Regions from separate parts of the Mus musculus genome. Here region 1 is linked to region 2. Evidence: chromatin loops called from intact Hi-C (ENCODE). Cell type or tissue: gastrocnemius. All regions are shown on one strand. Each heading gives the region's core, and the rest is flanking DNA. Links, peaks and the distances in the headings are about the cores only. Region 1 overlaps Gm31078 (a long non-coding RNA gene). Region 2 overlaps Syt14 (synaptotagmin XIV).

Region 1 (2,914 bases), core at 107-2,606, 130 kb after region 2:
ACTTCCTCCTGTGGGAAGTCTGAAAGTCAGCTACATTGTATCATGTTTGACTTGGCTTGAGAAGGAGAGAAAGCTGGCAATGCTTAGGAAAGCCACACCTTTCATTTCTGAGCGTTTCCACAGTCTTAGAGTTCTGGGTTTGGGACAGTTTTCCCTCGTATTTCCCAGTGGTGTAGTTAAGCCTTCAGTGTGTTCACTGGGCTCTCTGCCTCAGGAGCGGCCCACACCCCAGATGCTATGTCCAGGTTCCCCATGACCAAGAGGAAAGTGGGCCAGAGGTGGAAAGTCTTGTAAACCATTATAGCCCCACTCCAGGAAACCTGTGCGACATCTAATTGTGGTGGATAAAGCCGATCTTATTACCCCACACTTCTACATGTGAGGGCTGGGCAAAAGGAAGAGCGTTGCCATGGAAACACAGATCGAGTTCCCAATGGAAAAGTTGTACAATTTTTTTTTCTCTGTGAATATCAATTTATCTAAAATACCAGTTCTGTGAGAGCAGTGGGGTCTTGTGACTGTGGCTCACAGCTGCGTCCTCAGCCCCTCACCCGGGTGTGGCGTGATGAAGCGCTCATTACGCTTCTGATTGTGAATGAAAATGAAGTTGAGTCAGCTTCTTAGCGGAGTTCGGGTTTCCAGCAGCATCCGTGTTCCTGATTCATTTCTAGTAGCCGGGATGAGAGCAGACTAGCACTTCAGTTTCTTTGCTAACAACTAACTATCTAATGAGCTAAAACAATGACTACCACCAAGGGATGCTGCTTCTCAGTGCCCTGTGTTCCCTCCACCCCCCAGGGCTTAGAAAGACCCTCTGACACTACATTAACCTGCTTGGTGAATTCAGGCATTTTGGCTTCATTTCTTTCCTTCCCTTTTTTTTTCAGTGTACATTAATTCGATAAAATAATAGACTTAATTATGACATTTTTATTTTGGATATAATCTATTTTGATCATATTCATACAGACCTCTGACTTCACTATCCTCATTCTCTCTACAGGACAGCTCCCTGCCAAAAATGTGTATACAAACACTCACCCACACACATGCAAACACATATACACTCATGCACACTCGCAGATCCATACACAGCCACACACACACACACACTCATACACACAAACACGCATACACACACACACACACACACACACACACACACACACACACACCCCCTGCCTAAGAAAGCCTGATCAGAACCACCAGCTCAGCAAGGTCTCGGGCAGCCACCTAGTGGTGCCTCTTTATCTCAGCAAGGCCCATCTGCTTCCAAGAGCTGTTGAAGGCAGGGAAAGTAAGGGTGACTTAGCATGTGGCCAGCTCCCTCTTAGATCTTCATAGAAGTCTGTGCCAAAGGCTTCCCAGAGTAAAGCTGGACAACCCAGAATCACCGGAAGGAAGTGATGTCACAGCTTCTTTTCCAGAGCTGCCCCAGGTGGGATGTGAGGGCAGGAGTGAGAGCCAAGGTGGGCAGAGTCCTTGTTTCTCTGGAAATATCAGGATCTGTGAGATTTATTTATCAAACACGCTTTGTCTCAGTTCGGATCTCTCCCTCCAAGTCCTTATGTAGAAAGACACTTTAACAGGGCAGGAGAATGGGGAAGAGGGAGAGTGGGGAGGTGGGAGAGTGGGGAGGCGGGAGAATGGGGAGGCGGGAGAGTGGGGCAGTGGGAGATTGGAGCAGCGGGAGAGTGGGAGGCAGGTGAGATTCACAGCACCTCACGAAGGCTGCAAAATTTCCATGAGAAAAACTCACTGGCAAAGAGCACGACTGGGCCTGTCCCTCCATCCCCAGCAGGCTGAATAGAACTGACTGCAGTAGCTTGACCAGGCACCCTACAGACTCACAGGAACCCCACAGCATCTAAAGGGGGGGACTAGGCACACATTCTACCTCTGGGTGTAGTCTTAAAATGTTAATGAGACTTCAAGAAAGAGTGTGTAGAGCCCCGTGTATCACACACAGTGCATGGGTGCGAAAGCCCAAGTTAGGCGGTGTCATGCTGGAAAGCCTATACCCCATGCACAGCATCAGGAAAAGCTACTAAAAATATTTTTGTGTTACACCCTATTCCCTTTTCTATCTTCTAATATATTCTTTCTGCTTCTAATCCTACCCACCTGTTTCTGCTCTACCCACCAAGCCCCTGTCCCAAGCCTCAAGCCCCCAGAACCCCTCTAGAAGGACCCTTACTTCTGCGGATACAACTGTGAACTGGTGCGATTGCATTACTGGGGAAATTGGGATTTCCCCCCCTCCCAGTGTTTTGATAGAAAACCTATAGGACAGGGAGCTTCCAGAGGAGGAAGATGGAGGAGAGAGCAAGCCACACGGCGGAAGCAGGGTGGGTAGTTTCAAAGAGTGAGGAATCCCAGCCCATCGGGCACAGCATAAGCTAGGCTTTGGTTAGAATTCACAAGAAAAAAGAGGTAGAAAGGAAGGACAGGGCTGTGCTTTTCTTTTTTCCTTCCTTCCTTCCTTCTTTTCTTTTCTTTTCTTTTCTTTTCTTTTCTTTTTTTTTTGACAGGGTTTCTCTGTGTAGCCCTGGCTGTCCTGGAATTCACTCTGTAGACCAGGCTGGCTTCGAACTCAGAAATCCCCCGCCTCTGCCTCCCAAGTGCTGGGACTAAAGACGTGTGCCACTACTTCCCGGCTTGGGCTGTGCTTTTCTAAGTTAGGATCCACAGTGGAAACCCTGCAAGTGACCACACCAAGAGTGGCGTTCTGGAAAGAAAAAGTGTATTACCTTACTGAGGGGATACTATTCCTTCCATCTCAGTCGTGTGCCTTTCTTTAAGTGAATTAGCCTTCCTAAGAGGTGGTCTCTTGACCAAGTGTGTGGCAAAGGCCTGGTTGAATGAACTCTTTAAAAATTACTTTATATGTATGTACTTATTTTGTATGTGTGTG
Region 2 (2,914 bases), core at 137-2,636:
AGCATGTGTAGGCCTGCTGAGAACAGGAATTCTAAAGGGTGTACATGCCTGGAAGGCTGTGGTGCACAGCAGTGGAACCAAAGAAAGCACACAGCTGTTCTTAAAATTAAAAGTTTCTGCTAGAGATGAACCCCAGTCCTACCTGGGAAAGAGATGTGCTGGTGTAGATAAAGAGAACAGCAGCATGGTGACCACTAGGGGAAAGCAGGAAAGCCACATGATCTGGGCCTTGTGAGAGTTCATGCCCAGTTCTGAAGCAATGTTTCTATACAGGTCATTGGACACAGAGTCTGAGTGAATGTGTACTCCTCGTGGGATTAACTAATGAAAAGTAGATTTAAATGTGTTTGGTTTACTTTTTCCTTTTCTCCCCTCCCTCCTCTCCCCTCCCCTCCCTCCCCTCCCCTCCCCTCTTCTTTTCTTTTCTTTTCTTTTCTTTTCTTTTCTTTTCTTTTCTTTTCTTTTTGAGATAGGTTTCTCAATGTAGCAGTCATTGGCTATCCTTGAACTTGCTTTGTAGACCAGACTGGCCTCTAACTCACAGAGAGAGTGCTTCTGCCTCCCAAGTGCTGGGATTAGTGGTGAGCGCCACTACCACCCAGTGTGTTTGTTTTTCAAACATGATTCCTAGAGGAAAATCTCCCCACCTCTATTTGGTCAATTATATGAGACTGAAAGAGGATGCCCAAGATAGAGAGCTAATGCATGGAAAATGCTATTCCAACATTTTGAAACACCCAAGGTACTAGTATTCTTCTAACGTGGAGAGCTCAAGATCCAGGTGCTGCCAATTCAGTGGAAGAATTGAGAATTGATCACTGTAGAGTTGGGCCTAAGGATGGTTGAGCTTTCCAGCAGGTGTCAGCATTACTTTAAGCAGCAGCTTTAGGCTTCTGTGGAAGAGGATGGTTAGACTATTCCTTTGTTCTCAACATCCTGGGGTTAGCTTTTACTGTCTTGGAATATGCTATATTCTATCTAGAGTTGCATTCAATATTTTACCGTGTACATTTTTTTATTATGATCGTCTATGAAATTACTTACCTATAATACTAAGAAGCAAAAATTTTTTCCTTCACAGAAGACCCAAGAATTTTAAGGAGACTGGGTCAACAGGGGGCAGCACAATCTTAGGATATTTAAATTTTGGTCATTTGACCATTCAGAAACAAGATATAGATCCTGTGGTAGGGGCATTTTGAAGCATAGAATCCCTTTGTGTAAAATGAAATATGATTTATAACACAAAAAGCAGATAAAGTGATGTTTATTAATATATTACTTTATAGTACTTACATTAAACACTGAAATAAACTGAAAATAACGGACTTGCTTAAAAAAAAATTAAAGAAATCTTTCAGAAAGTGTGATGGCTGCCTTCCCATTTCCAATGAGGACATTGAACCTTAGTCTCTGGTCCCATGCCTGGGAGCCTGCCATTGCACACCTGTGGGTGACACACCTTAGTGTCACCGCACCACTGACAGTTCTGTTCACGGCTTTGGTTTTCGCAGTTCATCTTAGGGGAAACCCTGATTTGCATGGGTGGATTGCAAATGATAACTTCAACTCGTTATTCTGCAGTCTCCAAATATTCTTTCTTTAGGTAAATGGCAGGAGAATGTTTGTTTCATGGTGGCGAGGATAGCATATTGAATCTGTGATACAAACAAATGTTTTGCTGCTTTGTGATATGTGGGCAGGTAGTGTAAGGGCAAAGACAGCAGTAGGTGCAGCTGTTCCACACCCCTCAGGTAAACTGAAGCAGGAGGATGCTAACTGCTCACTAGCATCCCAGTGTGCAGCAGGCAGGCTCAGAAACCTGCCTCCCACATTTACTCACCAGGCACATTGCTCCTTCTCCTCTCATCCACTCATGTCCCATATTGTGCATATCTTCTATTTTAAATAGCTAAAGTCATATTTTAAAAATAAAACCCAGTAGAGTCCAGAAAGTACAGTTATGGGTAATAGCATTATCTAAAACATAAATAATGTTTCTAATAATAAAAATATGCTTATAACACAGATTCAGATAGTTGCATTTAAAACATTCGTTCATAGAAACATTCTGTGCATTTAAAATACACCAACTGGAAGCCAGAGATATGACTTAGCTGCTAACAGCATACAATGCTCGTGCAGGGAACCCAAGTTTGGCTCCCAGCAACCATGTCAGGTGGCTCACAACCACCTATAGTTTCAGCTTAAGGTACCTACATTCACATAGACAGACAGACAGACAGACAATTATAAAACTTTTTAAAATCAGTTTGAAAAGAACAATATGTATAAAAATAATCAGTTGTATCCCGCTATTTAAGTCCAGTGGCCAGTTTGAATAAGCTCACCCTCCATTGTGTCCAGAGGTCACTTCTGGAGGACAGAACTGTACAAATTAGCAGCTCAGCCAGTGTTGCAAATCTAAGAAAGGAAGCTTTTCATTTTTCAGGAATATGGTGGACCAGGAAGTCAAGTCCAGGACCCTAACCTTATAATAAGACCATGTTTTGTCACTCAGTGCTTCCCAGAAGACTCAACCAGTGACCAAGTAGAACCCCCAGTCAGACAGCTCAGTGGATAAAGTGCTGCTCTGCAAGCGTGTGAACTTGAGTTCAGATCCCCAACACTCCTCCAGTGATATGGGAAGTAGAGATAGGAGATAGCCTGGTGTACACAGCAGTGAACAAGAGACGACCTCCTCCTCCTCCTCCTCCTCTTCTTTCTCCTCCTGTTCCTTCTCCTTCTCTTCCTCCTACCTTCCTCTCCTTTTGGTTTCTCAAGACAGAATTTCTCTGTGTAACAGAGCCCTGGCTGTCCTGGACTCTTTGTAGACCAGGCTTGTCTCAAACTCAAGACATCCACCTGCCTCTGCCTTCCAAGTGCTGGGATTAAAGGTGTGTGCCACCCCCAG

The links. Peaks named below come from ENCODE experiments on the same cell type or tissue, not always from the same donor. Only the 100,000 strongest peaks of a DNase experiment are listed, where the experiment ranks them.
Region 1: it touches region 2 in a loop (8-fold over the local background); 17 of 42 quality-filtered maps call a loop at or near these places.

The regions. Positions count from the first base shown.
Region 1 is chr1:192,782,897-192,785,810 of GRCm38, reverse strand. It overlaps Gm31078 (a long non-coding RNA gene), which reads right to left. Exons shown (of 3, transcript XR_373900.3): 3 at 1-667. Among named protein-coding and RNA genes, the nearest start is that of Gm31078, 2.7 kb to the right of the region's middle. In gastrocnemius, for the core only: a CTCF peak has its summit at 1,258 (motif pointing left); a DNase peak (open chromatin) is centred at 1,216; H3K27ac peaks cover 793 bases.
Region 2 is chr1:192,910,491-192,913,404 of GRCm38, reverse strand. The region is part of intron 6 of Syt14 (synaptotagmin XIV); the gene reads left to right. Among named protein-coding and RNA genes, the nearest start is that of Gm39746, 18 kb to the left of the region's middle. In gastrocnemius, for the core only: CTCF peaks have their summits at 886 (motif pointing right) and 1,088 (motif pointing right); a DNase peak (open chromatin) is centred at 1,432.